5 separate regions of the Homo sapiens genome follow, and all the other regions are linked to region 4. The links are chromatin contacts, found by Hi-C or POLR2A ChIA-PET in ENCODE. All regions are on one chromosome and are shown on one strand. The core of a region is the stretch at or near the end of the contact, and the rest is flanking DNA. Distances in the headings are between cores, read along the strand shown.

The links. A loop is a pair of places that touch in the nucleus more often than their neighbours do. ChIA-PET counts read pairs that join two places held with the same protein, here RNA polymerase II (POLR2A). Pooled maps may share reads with other maps.
Region 1: a map of dorsolateral prefrontal cortex shows a loop between it and region 4 (6-fold over the local background). The contact joins the promoter of LINC01556 here to the promoter of GABBR1 in region 4. A Hi-C loop is called at or near these places in 2 of 168 maps with a recorded cell type or tissue (K562 and dorsolateral prefrontal cortex) and 10 of 50 pooled maps. POLR2A ChIA-PET finds 5 or more read pairs at or near these places in 1 of 52 experiments (activated naive CD4-positive, alpha-beta T cell).
Region 2: a pooled map shows a loop between it and region 4 (2.7-fold over the local background). The contact joins the promoter of TRIM39 here to the promoter of GABBR1 in region 4. A Hi-C loop is called at or near these places in 1 of 168 maps with a recorded cell type or tissue (ascending aorta) and 4 of 50 pooled maps. POLR2A ChIA-PET finds 5 or more read pairs at or near these places in 1 of 52 experiments (activated B cell).
Region 3: POLR2A ChIA-PET joins it to region 4 with 10 read pairs in BJ. The contact joins the promoter of ZNF311 here to the promoter of GABBR1 in region 4. A Hi-C loop is called at or near these places in 1 of 168 maps with a recorded cell type or tissue (endothelial cell of umbilical vein) and 3 of 50 pooled maps. POLR2A ChIA-PET finds 5 or more read pairs at or near these places in 1 of 52 experiments (BJ).
Region 5: a loop to region 4 is called in a map of ascending aorta, with 3 times the contacts of the local background. The contact joins the promoter of TRIM26 here to the promoter of GABBR1 in region 4. A Hi-C loop is called at or near these places in 1 of 168 maps with a recorded cell type or tissue (ascending aorta) and 10 of 50 pooled maps. POLR2A ChIA-PET finds 5 or more read pairs at or near these places in 3 of 52 experiments (BJ, HEK293 and activated CD4-positive, alpha-beta T cell).

The regions. Positions count from the first base shown.
Region 1 is chr6:28,941,849-28,945,087 of GRCh38, reverse strand. It overlaps LINC01556 (long intergenic non-protein coding RNA 1556), which reads right to left and starts at 1,304. Exons shown (of 1, transcript NR_103538.1): 1 at 550-1,304. It overlaps TRL-AAG2-2 (tRNA-Leu (anticodon AAG) 2-2), which reads left to right and starts at 1,385; the gene lies at 1,385-1,466. TRM-CAT3-1 (tRNA-Met (anticodon CAT) 3-1) reads right to left here and starts at 513; the gene lies at 441-513. RefSeq lists an enhancer at 3,120-3,239.
Region 2 is chr6:30,325,176-30,328,317 of GRCh38, reverse strand. TRIM39 (tripartite motif containing 39) reads right to left here and starts at 1,391. Exons shown (of 8, transcript NM_001369521.2): 1 at 1,323-1,391. It overlaps HCG17 (HLA complex group 17), which reads left to right and starts at 2,184. Exons shown (of 5, transcript NR_052012.1): 1 at 2,184-2,309. It overlaps HCG18 (HLA complex group 18), which reads left to right and starts at 1,162. Exons shown (of 3, transcript NR_102327.1): 1 at 1,162-2,167. RefSeq lists an enhancer at 2,712-3,142.
Region 3 is chr6:29,004,017-29,007,312 of GRCh38, reverse strand. It overlaps ZNF311 (zinc finger protein 311), which reads left to right and starts at 1,998. Exons shown (of 7, transcript NM_001382360.1): 1 at 1,998-2,305; 2 at 3,099-3,296.
Region 4 is chr6:29,631,590-29,634,782 of GRCh38, reverse strand. It overlaps GABBR1 (gamma-aminobutyric acid type B receptor subunit 1), which reads left to right and starts at 1,600. Exons shown (of 23, transcript NM_001470.4): 1 at 1,600-1,933; 2 at 2,398-2,482; 3 at 3,184-3,193. The coding sequence starts at 2,398.
Region 5 is chr6:30,212,009-30,214,985 of GRCh38, reverse strand. TRIM26 (tripartite motif containing 26) reads left to right here and starts at 1,580. Exons shown (of 10, transcript NM_003449.5): 1 at 1,580-1,681. RefSeq lists a silencer at 720-902 and an enhancer at 361-1,249.

The DNA of each region.
Region 1 (3,239 bases), core at 55-2,554, 690 kb after region 4:
TTGATAATTAGATTCTATACCTTCCACACCCCTAGTACAACCCTCCACCCACTTTTTCTTATCTCAGCACTCTAAAACTGGCAAGTTTCTTGACTCTGGTGTTGTTAAAACAAAGACAATTGCCAAGCATATCTGAAAAACATTTGAAAATGCTACCAGCTCTATCTCCAATTGGTATGCAGGGCGGGAGGGGAGATGAGAATTTTGGAGAATTTAATTCTTAGTGAAAATCACTGTTTTGTAACTGAACATGGTTCTATTAAACAGCAATTACCCGTTCTGTTCCATCAAAGCAATGTCCTTAGATTTTTTTTTCCCTTACCAGACATATTGTACACTTTTCTATAGAGAAAGCAGAGAAAGAACAACGTTTTGTCAACTTCCTTTGTTGTCTTACTCATTTTGGATCAAGAAGAAGTAAAATGGCAAAACAGACGCCTTGCCCCCTCTGAGGTTCGAACTCAGGACCTTCAGATTATGAGACTGACGCGCTGCCTACTGCGCTAAGGAGGCAACTGTCTCTCCCGCTTAACCAACGGCTCTACCAAGATGATTATGAGGCATTTTAATAAGGTTTTACGTTCTCTGAATTACAGTGTTTCAAAATAAGGCGTAACTATGATTCAATTCACTTCTAAAACACTTTGGATGACAAAACTACGTAGTACAAGGCAGGGGCCAATTCCTAAACCAACCTCGTTCTCCCACAGACCTTCCTAAGGAAACTTTAAGGGCTGCGAAGGCAATTGAGTCTGGACTTTGCGAAAGGCCTTCCTGTACGGGGCCCTGGATTTCTCATCTCATTTCTGGGCCAGGAACGAGGAGTCTTTCCCTCTATGATTAGGGCTTTCGTAGATGTACCGCCTCTGAAACGAAGACAAGACAAATAATAATGAGTTCACTCTTTTCCTCCCTTGTGAAGTTCCGTGGAGACACTCGGTCCCCTGAAGTGGATGAAGGGCGAGGGGAGGAGGTCTCAGGATTTTTCCTCGCTTTTCTTAGAAGCAACAGGCTCAAACCAAACGGTTGGCCTTGCTTACTCCTGAAGTCGAGAGGCTTACTCCCTGGAATCCAAGTGGATGTGGAGCCCATGGCGTCCTCTGGCGCTCTCGGTCTCTTCGACCCCTTTTTACTGTGTTGATGATAAATGGGGCAGGATTCCCCTCCTGCACCACCTGCAGCATCCTGTCCAGGATCCATCTGGGAGCTGAGAAGAAGCAAAGTGTCAGGGATCGGGGGTTCTCGGGCTATGCTGAGAAGCAAGGAATGCTGAAGAAGGGGCCTGAGGGAAGGGCTTATGGTGATGTGGGAATGGGAATGAAAGGACTGGAAAGGGGCGACAGTCACTTGGGTGAAACTGAAAGCGGCGACGCACCCTGTGGGTGGTAGCGTGGCCGAGCGGTCTAAGGCGCTGGATTAAGGCTCCAGTCTCTTCGGGGGCGTGGGTTCGAATCCCACCGCTGCCAGTGTGAGGTATTTTTTTTTTCCCCCTCGTCATTCTGACCCAGTAAAGTTCCATTTTCAAGCCTTGTGTGGGCAGTTCTCACAGCTTCCTAAGTGAGACAGGTTCCTCTTCTGTTTTCCTAGGGGCCACAGATAACACCCATATGTACAGTCCCACAAACGGTGCCCAAATGTTTCTCGATTTAGGGGCTCAGACATCTCGTCCCCTAGTTATTCCCTTCAGTGGCCTTCATGTGTTTTCATTCACTTTGCGAAATTTGTGAACCAACCAAGGGCAATCCTAAGGAAAAAGTACAACCTTCTTAACTCCAGACTCAAGAATAAATAAGCCACGCACGCTCATCTGCCCTATTTTCCATTGTCTTCTCCAAGGGATAAATGTGCTAAGGCTGAAAAAACAAACGAACCAACAAAAGAAACAGTCACCAGACACCTAGAGCCTTTCCCGCTTCACCTATCCTCAGAGAGCAGTTTAAGGTCCTTAGTTGAACACAGTTGAAGAGTTAGCTTTTGAGATTCTGTTATCTTCTTAAACAGTAAACATTTTTTTCTTTTTTTTTTTTAAGAAATAAGGTGGAGGCTCATAGAATAGAAAGAATAACACCTGTTTTAGGGAAGAAGGACTTGATCCGTTATTTACCTGGATCTGGGGTAGTTTAGACCATCTTTTAAGGCTAGGAGACTCGAGGAGATAGAATGGAGAGTTTTTGTGTGCAGGGAGGTGGGTAGATGCTTAGGAGCACTTTACAGTCGCCTAGGCAGAAGTCTTCTAATTTCACTGCTTCCTTCCTCACCTTCCAAAAGATGTATCCAATACATACTAATTGAGCAGATATTTTGTAACAGGCACCTTGCTTGAAAGGATGAATGCCAGCAAATGATTCCAGGGTTCCTTAGCAATTTAGTCTTGAGAGACTAGAGAGGCACATTAAGCATAGTTGACAAATAATTAATATTAAGATTGACTAAAGTAGTAATTTATATCTGAGTATTTCTTCCAGACACGCTACGTATATATGTGGTCTATTTGTTATATGTTGTTCTCACAATTACTAGATAAATAACCATGTTATCTTAATAAAGTTAAGATTTGAAAAAATGAATTACTACATCCAGCACTATAACATCCTAGTTTGGTCATCCATACTAAAGGACACCTATATGTTGGGTCATCTGGACGCTAAGATGTCCACCTGGGAGCTGGGACCTGGAAAGGCAAAAGAAGATAGGAGGAGGAGGAGAAATAATTATTCCCTTTTGAACTTGTAAAATTTAGCCTAGCAAGTGAAGGCAAAAAAGAAGTCTAAAGTCTCCCAAAAGTCTAAGCTGGGCTGTCCCACTGAGTATTCATTCATTCATTCATTCATTCATTCACTCATCCTTTCATTTATGCATTCATGCAACAAGCATTGGTTGAGCTTCTACAAAGTAGCAGACCGTGGGCTATCAAAGACTACTGAGACTCAGCCCTGCACTTAAGGCATTTTGGAGGAATGCGGGAGACAGATTTTAAAAATTTAAGCCCATGGTTACAACTGAGGGGCAGTGCCAAGATACTCGGAGGTTGTTCTAGAGGCATCTGTAGGTATCGTACAATGAATAAATAAGACTGTAGAAAGTAGATAGTATATTTTTTCTTTTCTCTCTTTTCTCCCTTTCAAACCGTGAGACTAAAATTCAATTCACCTTTTCGTGGGCTGGAAACGAAAGAAAATAAAAATCTCCAGGAATAACCATATTCCCAGATCAGTATACTGCCCTGCCCCGAAGGATGG
Region 2 (3,142 bases), core at 142-2,641, 690 kb before region 4:
AATATTGCTGAGCTCAGGCCAACGACTTCTTGAAAAGAGAGCAACGAGTCTATTTGTAGTGACTGGAATCTTTCAATATAGCTATTGATAACTAACACCCTGGGCATAGTGTGTCTCCAACTTATAGGTCCTGGAGTGGTTGCGAATTAAGAGACACAAAAGAGGCAATGAGATCTCCCTCAAGCGCAGCCTCAGAAGAATTGGAAATGCATAGGAGAGATTTATAAAACACAAGGCTGGCCCCCTACTCCATCCTTAAAACATCCATACTTTTAGCCATGGGTAAGTTGATTTAACTATCCCCATAACCTTTTCTCCTCCCGACCCCCATCCTTCTCCAGGGACCTACTGGAAGGAAGGAAATTTGGTAGATCTATGTGCTGAGAGATAAGTGGCCATGTAATGAGGTAGGTTAACAACAATTGTTCCTGTATATATTGTTGGCACACACAAATGTGTTTGATTTGGAGTAGGAACTGATAACTTCTTTGGATTTGAATTTCTTCTGTCAGCAATAGGAGAGAAGTTCAGTCAGATGATTTCTATCTGTGGGAATCCAACTTTGACTTGTGGTGATCCTACCCCTTCCTCAGTCTTTTACAAATTAAGTGGCCTCCTCACCTGAGACGAGTAGAACTGTATGCACAGTAAGGCACCAGGACGGATCTAGACTGGCAAAGAAGTGGTGAGAGAAATGGGGAAAGGGTTAGGGAAGAAGGGAGAGGACTCTCAACTACAGTCATAGTGAGACCTTGAGTGCCTCTGCGTTAGTCCTTCCTCTTCCTCTACTCCTTGTGTCTCAGCTGAAGGGCAAACTTCAGGGACAATCTCATTTTGTTTCTACCACTGTTCAGGGTCCCACCTTGCGACCCTCTCCTGAGAGGTTGTCCACAACTCTGTCCCACCCCCGTTCTCCATCTTCTTCCGCCAGATCTGGGGCTGGGGCATTGGAGAGGGGAAAGAGGAAACGTCGTGGCTGGCAGGGTAGGAAGGGATGCGTGTCCAGGTGAGAAAGAGGTGTGACGTGCAGATGGGATGCCCGCCGCTATGACGCTGCCGAGACCCGCGGTGACTGCGTCAGAGTTTCACCCGGGGAGGTGAGCAGCAGCGGGACGGGGGAACGGCGGGGTAGCCAAGCAACGCCGGACGCGCTGACGTCGCCGGGGCGGCAAAACGTCCGCCCGGGCCCGAGGCGGGCGGAGGCAGCTGTGGTTACGTGCGGGGGGCCGGTGACGCAGTCGCGGGGCGCTGGGACGCGGCTTGCGGAGCCGGCCGGCGAGCGCAGGCCCCAGGCTCGGGCGCGGCGGCGGGACAGCACCTACCTTCCCGGCTTCGGGTCCGGGAGTGCGGGGCGCGGAGCCGCCGGAGCGCTGCCTCCCTCCTTCCTCCTCCCCTCGCCCCCGCCCCGCGGCGCGACACACAATACTCGCCGGAAGCGGAAGCCGCGCCGAGGCTCGTGTCAGTGGAAGCTGGGGTGTCGGCGGGCGGCCGCGGCCGGGTCTAGCGGTGCCTGCGGAAGAAGGAGGAGGAGGGCTGGCGATGAGAAGCAGCAGGGGGAATCAAGGGCAAGAAGGGACCCAGAGGGGCAGGTGGCTGAGATGCTGGCGTCCAGGTGACCCGAGGAATCCTCTGGAGATACAGGCCCGCGCATGCGCGTGCTCGAGCGCTGAAGCCCATTGCCCGCAGGGCGCTGGACTGGCGCCCCGGCCGGCGAGGCTGTCTAGTCCAGGCTCCAGGCCCCGGCTCTGGCCAGGCGCCGCCGCCTCCCGGTGCAGCTGAAAGTCGACGAAGAGGGCGGGGCGGGGGCGGCTTGTGGACTTCCACACTTTTCCTCTCTTCGGGCCAGTCTGGGGAGAGGGTGGCTAGCTGTGGCGGCGGCCAATTACGTGGCGGACCTGCGGGGCTAAGCTGGCACGTCACTTCCGACTAGTGGAGTTTTTAGCCTTTTAACATTCAAGGATTAGGTAAGTTCTCCCCGCGGTAGACTTCAAATACTCTTTGTCCTGCCCCTGCTTGGCGAAATTTACCGAAATTATCTACCTATCCCGCTGGAGTGGGAGCCGGGGGAGAGCTGGAACCGCGTCTCTGCTGCTCACCTTTGTGTCCTTAGCTCCTTCGCATGGGGTCCGACCGCAACACGTGCGCTGGATAAACGCTTGTTAACTGGGTGAGAGCCAAGGCCTGTTCTTTCCACTTCTGGGGCTGTGACTTGAGTTTCTCCGCAGGAGCAGATAGTGTTTGTGTAGGGACTGCGGACTTTTGCATTACAGCCTCCCTGCTTTGCCCGCCTGCTGCTGGAAGCTTAGCAGGTCAGTGATTTTGGAGGAAGTGGGTGAGGTGATGAGGCTGGGGAAGAGTATGCTGGGAGAGGTGTGAGGGGCCCGGGAAGAGGTGATGGGGCTGGGGAGGGGCTAGTAGTGGGTAGAGGTGTGAAAAGGCTGAGGAGGAGGGGTTAGTGCTAGGAGGGGTGTGACACGGCTGGTAGAAAAGATAGCTTGCTCCGCCTCCCCGCCGCCAGCACTAGTCATGGAGAATATTCATTGAAAGAGATGAGCAGATTTTGCTGTACTCTCCTCGGTGAGAAAGGGCCCTAATTTCCGGTGTAAATTGTGCTGCTGTTTACAAACACCCTGCATTATTTAACCTCTCATCTTGGGAGCCAGAAACTATTTACTTGCTGAAAATATAATCCAGTATCTAAGGTATAAAGATTTGGGATCACACATGCTAATTACAGTTGTCTACCTTTACTGTTCCTTTTTTTGTGCCAAGAATTGAAGAAGATTAAATTTGAGAAAATTACATTTGATACCTTTTTTCACATTGCTATGTAGCCGTTAGGGATTTTAGCAGCAGCACTTGTTCTAATTCACAAGATGTCTCACTTGTAAGGGTAGTTTGAAAGCCACTAACTGGGCAGTGAGCCTCCTTAGCCGTGGCTTCGGAGGGAGAGAGAGATTTGGTTTTGATTTGTTAATTTGTGGCGCTTAAGATGTTGATAGCCCTCCTTTCTGGCTTTCTGTTTGTAGATAACCAGGAGGAATGTGATTAGACTAAGGAAATTAACAAGAGGAGGTCCAGTTCTAAGGACTGTGAAGAATGTGCTTGCCTAGAGACTGATATTAAGGGGATTTTATGCTGA
Region 3 (3,296 bases), core at 749-3,248, 630 kb after region 4:
CAAGGTGGGCAGATCACTTGAGGCCAGGAGTTTAAGACCAGTCAGCCAACATGGCGAAACTCTATCTCTACTAAAATATAAAAATTAGCTGGGCATGCTGATGCATGCCTATAGTCCCAGCTACTTGGGAAACCGAGGCAGGAGACTCACTTGAACCCGGGAGGTGGCGATTTCAGTGAGCCAAGATCGCGCCACTGCACTCCAGCCTGGGCAACAGAGCAAGACTCTGTCTCAAAAAACAAAACAAACAAACAAACAAACAAACAAAACATAGCATCACTTTTACCAGATCATTCAGTCACACAAACCAACCCTGGTACAATGTGGAAGGGGGCTACACAAGGATGTGAATGCTGGACAGTAGGGCCCAGCTAGCCATTTTATAGGATGGCTATCACATTTTGTAAGGTGGTTACCATTGATGGCACCTAAGGCACAACTGCTTTTTCTGAAAATTGGCAATTATGTTGAAAATTAAACAGTCTTTCTTTCCTGTACAAACTACATTTCAGGATAACCAAATAGCCCTAAATTGCTAAATTGATGAAGGAAAGTTTTTCTTTATAGAGGAGTTCTAACTAATAAATGTGAAAAAATTATTGAATTAGAAAAATTACAATTTTACAAACTCTAATGAAATGGGGTGGCTGAATCTATCAGATTAAAAGCCAGTGGGAAAGTTTACATGGAAGGATTCAGCTATCAAGTATTAAACCCACTGGTCAATCTTAGCATCAAAAACATTATATGCTTCCTGATGTGTGGCAAAAAGTACATAGCACCACCTAAGGATTCTTACTAACAAAGTTAAACCTAACTCTAATCAAACCTTTAGAGGTAACATCAAGTTTTACAGGAAATATGAGGCTAGAGAAACTAATAAAATGGGGACACAAATAGACAAAGCCAGCATGTAGAACATTCAGGACAAATGTCCCAATTTGTTCAATTAGTTGACTATATGAGGGGAAGACGAAGAGGAGGATGGAAGGAGGAACTAGTTCAGATGTGAATTTTAAAAGAATTAAGACACATGCCCAAATTAAATACTGGAACTTTAGATCTTGAATGAAATAGAAAACAAATGTAAGAAGCATATGTATATATTTAGGGAAATATAATATGGACTTGGTATTAGATGATAACCAGGAATTATTTTGTTAAATGGGATAATGGTATTGTGATTCTGTAGGAAAATATCCTTTTTAAAATAAATGCATAATGAAGTTGAAAGTAAGATATTTGGGGTTTGCTTTAAAACGTTTCAGCAAGAAAAAATGGAGATGGATGAAACAAGTGTGGCAGAATTTTATGTATTTTTAAATGTAAATGATGGGTATATATGGGTTAATTATACTCTTCTTTCGACTTCTGCATAGGCTTAAAATAGTCTTTACTTTTGAAAAAGACATTCAATTATTTGTGTTCTTAGTTAATATTTAAAAGTAACTTTTTCATATATTTGTCACAAAACTTCTGTCCATTCCTATCTAGAGGTTCCTCTACATGGGAAAAAAGGAGCAAAAGGGTAATATTTCTGCAACCCCTTTGCACAGGCCATAAACGCACGCAAACTCCTAGAAGGCTGAGCCGCGAGGAGGAGGGCGGAGAGTTTAAGGGAACGCCTAGACCAGAGAGTTGACGCCTTTCCTAGAAAATCACCGGAAATGATAATTGGCGGACTAGGAAGTGGAGCTTCTGTATATTTCTGTTTCTCATTTCTTGGGGAGAGTACCGGCGGGAAGGTCTGTGCCTTGGGCCGTCGTGGGTCGGAATTTGCAGCTGAGAGGAGAGGAGTCCGGTGCCGCCGTCGCCCCCCTCACCTAAATACCCGGGCCCCTGGGGTTGCAGGCAGGGGCGGGTCTTTGGGGCCAGATTTGAGGAGGGAGTCGGCTGCGGTTTCCTCCCTCGAAGCCATTCCCCAAAATGAGCATTTCCCGCCCATTTGCCCTACCTCCTCCCAGGGGCTCGTGACCCATTTTTTTTTTTTTTTTTTGAGACCGGAGTCTTGCTCTTGTCGCCTCCTGACCCATTCTTTTTATTCTTCTCTACAGCATCCATTCATATATTCATTCAGTCAGCTAATTTTTAATCCAGCACATACTATTGCAAGCGCTGTTTTAGGCGTTGAGAATACAACTGTGAACAAGACGACAAAAATTCCTGCCCTCATGGAGCCTAAGAGCCTAGATTTTAGCGAAGGTAGAACCACCGTAAACAATGTATATATTAATAAGTAACTTATGCACCATACTGGAAAATTATAAAGTGCTATAGAGGAAAAGAAGAATTCATGTAAAGCAAGGTAAGGCCCATCAGGATTGGAAGGAGGGGATAGGCTGCAATTTTAAATAAGGCACTCAGAGTAGACCTCCTTGGGAAGATGACCTATAAGAAAACACTTGAAGGAGGCAAGATTATTAGCCATGGAGATCGCTTAAGGTGAAGGGAGCAGCCAATGGAAAGGCCCTAAGATGAAAGAGAAGGAAGGTCGGTATGGCTGAAGATTGAGGGAGTGGGAGAAGAGTAGAAGGTGTTGAGAATGACACATCCTGTAGACTTGTATGCCACTCTTAAGACTTCAGCTCTTATTTTGGGTGAGCAGGAGAGGAAGTTAGAAGTCACGGGCACATTCAGTAGGGCCTTGTATACCTCGGTAAGGACTTCAGGTTTTATTTTAAGTATGAACCACTGGAGAGTTTTCAGCAGAGCGATGAAATGATCCAACTCAAGTTGTAAACGGACTACTCAGACTGCCCTATTAAGAAAGGAGGTGGAGCTTGCAGTGAGCCGAGATTGCGCCACTGCACTCCCGCCTGGGCCACAGAGCGAGACTCCGTCTCAAAAAAAAAAAAAAAAAAAAAAAAAAAGAAAGGAGGAAGGCAAGGATTGAAGAAAGGAGACCAGTTAGAAGACTACCGCAGTAATGGAAAGGAGGGGAGATAGCAGGTGATGGTGGCTCAGACAAGGGTGGTAGCCGTTGAGATTGTATTCTGGATATGTTCACATTTTCAGTTTGACTTCGTGCCTCAGGTTCTCAGTGACTCCCTATTTTTTCCTGTGGTCACATTCCTCTTTTCCCTTCACCAAATATGCAGGGAAACAAGATGTGAGATCACAGCGGTTTAGTGTTGCTAATGAACCCCAAATCCAGGGCAGTGTTTGACACATTAAGCCAAACAGTAGCGGCACTGTGGGTCAAGAAGGGCCCTTTGGCTGGCACCACCAAAACATGTGTTCTCCAAAGGAGGCTGGCATCAACTGGAGCCACTTCACAGCTTGTTTGAGAACTGGAT
Region 4 (3,193 bases), core at 351-2,850:
TGGATCAGCCTGTGTTGGTAGCAGTTTCATCCCCGTGGTTCTGTGAATAGGTGGAAGCATCTGCTTACTCCATCAGGACTTCTAGGGTAGTCGGGCCTTGGCACTCACACATTAAAATACTGTTTATGTTATTTTATTGCAAGTTACTTTTCTTTCATTTCCCCTTTACGTTACAGAAAGGGAAGCATTTTGCTTTCTGTTTAAAGTTGTGTATGTAGGTAGGTTATATCATCTATGACTTTCTCTCCCTCCTTCCCTTTCTTTTTGTTTGAGATGGAGTCTTGCTCTGTCACCCAGGCTGGAGTGCAGTGGTGCGATCTTGGCTCACTGCAACCTCTGCCTCCCGGGTTCAAGCGATTCTGGTGTCTCAGCTGGGATTACAGGCGCACACCATCACACCACGCTAATTTTTCTATTTTTAGTAGAGATGGGGTTTCGCCATGCTGGCCAGGCCAGGCTGGTCTCAAACTCCTGAGCTCAAGTGATCAGTCCGCCTCGGCCTCCCAAAGTTCTGGGATTTCAGGCGTGAGCCTCATCTATGAATCTCAATTTAGGACAGTAAAAGTGTCATTACAAAATATTTATTGTAAAAAAGGGTTGGAGGTTGAGAATCTCAATTCTAGTCAGTCTCTCAGTGTTTGGTTTCTTCCTACCATTTTTCCCCCTAGGACCAGCCAGAAAGCAGCTTTTTTTTTGTCCCCCCCAACAAGGAGCCCACTGTTTCCTCTCCCAGCCCAAACTCAGGCCTACGAACAACAACAGCACAACACACACACACACACACACACACACACACACACACACACACACACACACCCCTCCACTTCAAGGTATAGCCAAGAGCTTCTGGAGCCGTCAAAAAGGTCTGTACCTGCTGTCTTTAGAGCTTCCAGTTTGCCCTTGGTCAAGAAATACTGTTTGCTAGGCTCTGCTGGAGTACATCAGGTAATACTGGCTTCTAAACCACCCTGAGGTTCTTTTCTCTTGTCCTTTTACTCCCTTCGTACTTCAATTTCTCTCCTTGATGTCCCCCTCCCTGTTTTGTTTTTTGCCTCCAATCCGTTCTGCGCGTTCCCTGCAGAGCAGGCGAGTAGCAATGCTGCTGGACCATGGAGCTGCTCTAGTCTCCCAGAAATCTCTTCTACACCCAACCCTTCTTGCGCTTAGGTGGTCCTCAGTCCCCCTCCCCCACCTCCTTCTGACCCAGGCTTCTTTCTCGCCCTCCGGTCGCAGTTCTCCTGGGCATCTGCCTCTGCCTCTCTCCTCTCACCCGGATCTAGGGCTGCCTTCTCTTTGTGCAGCCGTCTTTCTCCACCTTCATCCCAGACTCCCTGTCTCAGCGCCAGCTCCTCTGCCTTTGGCTCGGGTTCCCTCTCCCCCACCCCAGCTTCCAGTTGTTTGGCCCGCAGGTCCCTCGGCAGTGACCGGCGCCCCCCGACGAGTGCGTGTGCACCAGGGCACCTCCCTCTCCCCCACCTCTCAGCCCCGCGCCTCTCCACCGCCCGCCCCACCGCGCTGTGGGCGGTCCAGGGCGGGGCTGGGATCCGGGGCGGCTCCCGGGGCTCGGGTTGTGGGAGGCGCCCTCTCCCCGGTCTTCCCCTCTCTTCCCCCCGCCCTGCCTTCCCTTGCACCCTCCTTCTTCCCTCCGCCCGGGAGCTCTCCCTGGTCCCCGGCGCCGCCTCCTTCCCTCCCGGCTCCCCGCTCCCCGCTCCCGTGGCTGCCGCCGCCCCGGGGAAGAAGAGACAGGGGTGGGGTTTGGGGGAAGCGAGAGAGGAGGGGAGAGACCCTGGCCAGGCTGGAGCCTGGATTCGAGGGGAGGAGGGACGGGAGGAGGAGAAAGGTGGAGGAGAAGGGAGGGGGGAGCGGGGAGGAGCGGCCGGGCCTGGGGCCTTGAGGCCCGGGGAGAGCCGGGGAGCCGGGCCCGCGCGCCGAGGTAAGAGCCAGGGCCCCGGGTTAGCAGGGCTCGGAGAGGGGGCGCGCGGCGTGGTGGGGGAGGGGGCAGTGGGCGCAGGGCCCAGCTGGGGGAAGCGGGGCTGGGGGAGAGGAGGAACCGCGGGGATGGAATCGGGGAGCGCTGAGGCGGCCGATGCCGGGAGCGTGGGTAAGCCAGGCTTCTGCGAGCCGCGGGGGCCGGGGGAGAGGAGGTGGTGAGAGGTGGAGTCCCGGGAGGGTTGGGGGCCGAGGGAGGCAGGAGGAGGGTGGGGACAGGCTTTCTCTCCTCCTCTCCCCCCACCCCGCGCGGGGCTCCGCCCCCGCCTCCTCCGCGGGGCGCTCTCTTGGTCCCCAGGCTGAGCCCGGTCGGAGCCTGCGAGGCAACCGGCAAGAGGTCGAGTAGTCTCCGGGTGCGGGCCGCGCCGGCGGGGCTCGGTCCAGTCCTCATGGCCGCCTCTCACTTAGATGTTGCTGCTGCTGCTACTGGCGCCACTCTTCCTCCGCCCCCCGGGCGCGGGCGGGGCGCAGACCCCCAACGCCACCTCAGAAGGTGCATCCTTCTTCGACGACCTCCGGCCCTCCTTCGCTCCACTTCCCTTTCCCTGCATCTCCTCATTTCTGGTCCTCATCACTATCCCATCAGTCCCACATATCATCCCGGTCTGGCAACCCCTTCTGCTCGGCCCGACTTTACTACTGCTGACCTCCTTCTGTCACCCCACGTTACTATCCAGCACCTCTTTTCTCTGCCCACATTGCTACACTATACCACCTTCCTGTGCATTTTCTCCGCCTCAATCCCCTTTCCCAGCCCCACATTACTACCTCAATTACTCCCTTTTCTTGGTCCCACTTTGCTGTCCAGATGATCTTATTAGCCTCCCTTTATCCTCCTATCCTAATTCAACTCGAATATCCTCATTTAGCCTTTTTTTTTAAAGAAAAGCTCCACCCACATATCATACCCTTCATGATTTCTTAATTACTTTTCTTTCTTACCTCCACCCAGCACCCTTCCCTCCCCACTTGTGGGTTCTCTCATCAGCTTTAACCCTGGCCCTTTACTCTCTGTCCTTTAGCCAGGGGATCTGTACCTGTCCCCACTCCCACCCTCTAGTGCCCCATCCCTCTTCCTCTGTCCCCAGCCTGCCCACAGACCACGCCCTACTCTCCCCTTCCTCCCACTGGGGAGCCTGCCTTTTCCTCTTTCCCACCATTCCTCTCTGTATGCCTCCCCGACTCACCCCTTAGGTTGCCAGAT
Region 5 (2,977 bases), core at 331-2,830, 580 kb before region 4:
GTCTCGATCTCTTGACCTCGTGATCCGCCCACCTCGGCCTCCCAAAGTGCTGAGATTACAGGCGTGAGCCACCGCGCTCGGCGGCAGAGCATTATTTAAGGAGCATGTTAAACACACTTTCTTCCCACACCACCAACTAAAAAAGCAGGTATCAAGAGGGTCTAGGTAGGTGCTGAGACCACCTCCAGAGCACAGGCCCGCCAGAGTTGTGCTCAGCAGGTGAGGTCTACACTCCTCTCAGCCCGGAGGGGCAGCGTGAGTTATACTGCTGGACAAAGGGGAAAAAGACAAAATGCTGGGCTGGGGTAGAAGGGAAGGACGCGGGTGTTAAATGTGGGCGTGGTTTCTTCTGAATGTCCCACCCACTCCACTATACATTGCTTAAATGCAGTGCAAATTTCCCTACCCCCAGCGGAGGAGGGGTGAAGATTCAGCAGGTTTTAGGGTCTAGGACCCTGAGCTCCTCCATTCATGAATACCCAAACAACTGTAGCCCACCCTCTCACCACTGCCTAGGCGGACGACCAGTGTCCCCAGCTAGATCTCTACCCTTAGGAGCAGGGCACTGGCTGACCCGGAGAACCTGCGCCGCCTCTTCTCAGCCTGCTGCCAGCCCAGTGCACGAGCTGAATGCCGCTGCCGCCTGGCTGGCCGGGAAAGACGGGGATCTTGACGCGGCGGCGCCTGGGACACGGCAACCGCAGCACAGGGCATGGCCCTGCGGCTGGACCGGACGCGGCGGCTGCAGGCAGAGCAGGAAGAGAGCGCAGGCTGGGCAGCGGCGTACGCTTCGGCGACGTCAGCTTCCGGGGCCGTGGACGGGGGCGCGCCCGAGCCTCCTGGAAACCTCCCCACCAAGGACCTGGGGAACCCAAGTCTCGGCCCGCTTTGTAGCCTCTGGTTTCTAAATTCAGCGTCGAGGAGCGAAAACAACCCCCCTGAACTGGGCCCAGACCCTTAAGCTCCTGGAACCTCAGTTTTTCCTTCCGTCGAATGGCGACAATGGCTGTCTGGTTGAACGTTATTTTACCTAGGAAGTAATAATTTTCGTAAATAGGTCTCTGAGAGTATTTGCTTGCTAAAATCCTGCTTTGTCCTGGAAGCAAATTTAGGCCACGTTAGGGGCGGGGACTTCGTATTTGATGTTGAGCACCTGGCGAGCGCCACCTTCGCCTCAAAGCGCCCTCGGACCCTGATCCAGCATAAGGCCAGAGTTGGGCAGTGAGGGGTCTCGAGAGGTGGAAAGGGGATTATTGCCCTCTCAAGAGTCCTACGTAGGTGACTCCTAAGCCTTAGCATTTACTCCCTTAGACCGTGTAACAGGCCACCCCAATTACGCGCCAAACTCAGGCTGCGGCTCTTGGCGCAGCCTCGGTCCCGCCTGATTTCAGTTTCCATTTCGCTGCCCCTGGTGCCCCACCGCCCGCGGCTGTCTGGGGATTTGCCCGGTGATCAGTGACGTAAAAGAGACTAAGGTTCCCATTGGATGGCGAAGTTCGGCAGGAGCCAATCCCGGGGCTGGTCCGGGAGAAATCTCGGCGAAGGGCCCCGAATAGCCGGGAGATTACGGGGCGGGGACGAGCTGTCGCGCTGGTTGCTCGTGCAGGAGCGGGACCCGGAACAGACCGCCGTGAGAGAGGAGGGGTGCCGGCCGGGATTCGCGGCCCGGAGCTCGGGACCGGTGAGTAGGGGGTGCACATGAGACATACAGCGAAGCAACAGTCTCGTACGCTCACCGGGTTTGGGGCGACCCAACGCAGCCGCCGGGCCCGGGTTCAAAACGGGGCCAGGCCCCCGGGCGGGCTCAGGAGGGGGTCAAGTTCGCTGCGTCCTCCCTGCCAGCCAGATCCCTCCTGTTTGCTTGTCCTTACATTCTCCCCCTCCTCTTGGGTCTTTCTCGCTTTCTGGTATCCTACTCAGACTCCCATCCATTCTAGTCTGCGGAACCAGAAGTAAGCGGGGCCTGGATGACCGTCCGGTTGCTTGGAGCCTGGTAGATAGGCGACTAATCCAGCTCCCTGACCAAAGTGTCATGCTTTCTTTCTCTTTCTTTTTTTTTTTTTTTTTTTTGTTCGGAGTAAACCGGTTTAGCCACAAATACTTGGAGCTGTGCTTTCACTCCTTCCAGCTCATTAGCATTTTTCTTACTGATTTTCTCCCTATTTGGCCTTAGAAAAAAAGTGTAAATTTAACTCTGTGGAGTAAATGGGAGGGACACACTTCCAAATCTCCAGTAGATTTCAAATTTTGACCCACGATTTGTGTGTACTTCAAAAGAGGGGAGAATGACATTCGTTTATGCATGCCTTAACCTCCTGTTTTTAACTCTTAGCTGAAATCATAATCCCTAACATGTTTTTCCCCAAGTTCAAAAAAATCACCTTTAAAAAAAATAGGCTTTTTATGTTTCAAAAATTGCAATTTTATTGTTTAAGTAGACTTTATTTCTTACAACACTTTTAGATTTACAGAAGAATTGAGAAGATAGTACAAACTTCCCACATGCTCCAAACCGGATCCCCTGTTATTAACATCTTACCTCAGTGTGGTACATTTGTTGCAGTTAACCAATATCAATACATTATTATTGACCAAAGTCCATAGTGTGTTCAGATTTCCTTAGTTTTTACCTCAGTACTTTTTCTGTTTCATGATCCCATGGAGGTTACCACATTACATTTAGTTGTCATGTCTCCTTATGCTCCTCTTGGCTGTGGGAGTTTCTCAGACTTGTTTTGATGACCTTGACAGCATTGAAGAATACTGGTCGTGTATGTTGTAGGATGCCCCTCTATTGGAATTTGATGTTTTTCTCCTAAGACTGGGCTTATGGGTAACTGGGAGGAAGACCACAGAGGTAGATTGCCATTATCATCCCATCGTATCAAGGGCATGTACTAACATGATTTATGACTTAATATTGATTTGGGTGAGATAGTGTTTTTCAGGTTTCTCCACTGTACAGTTAGTCTCTTTT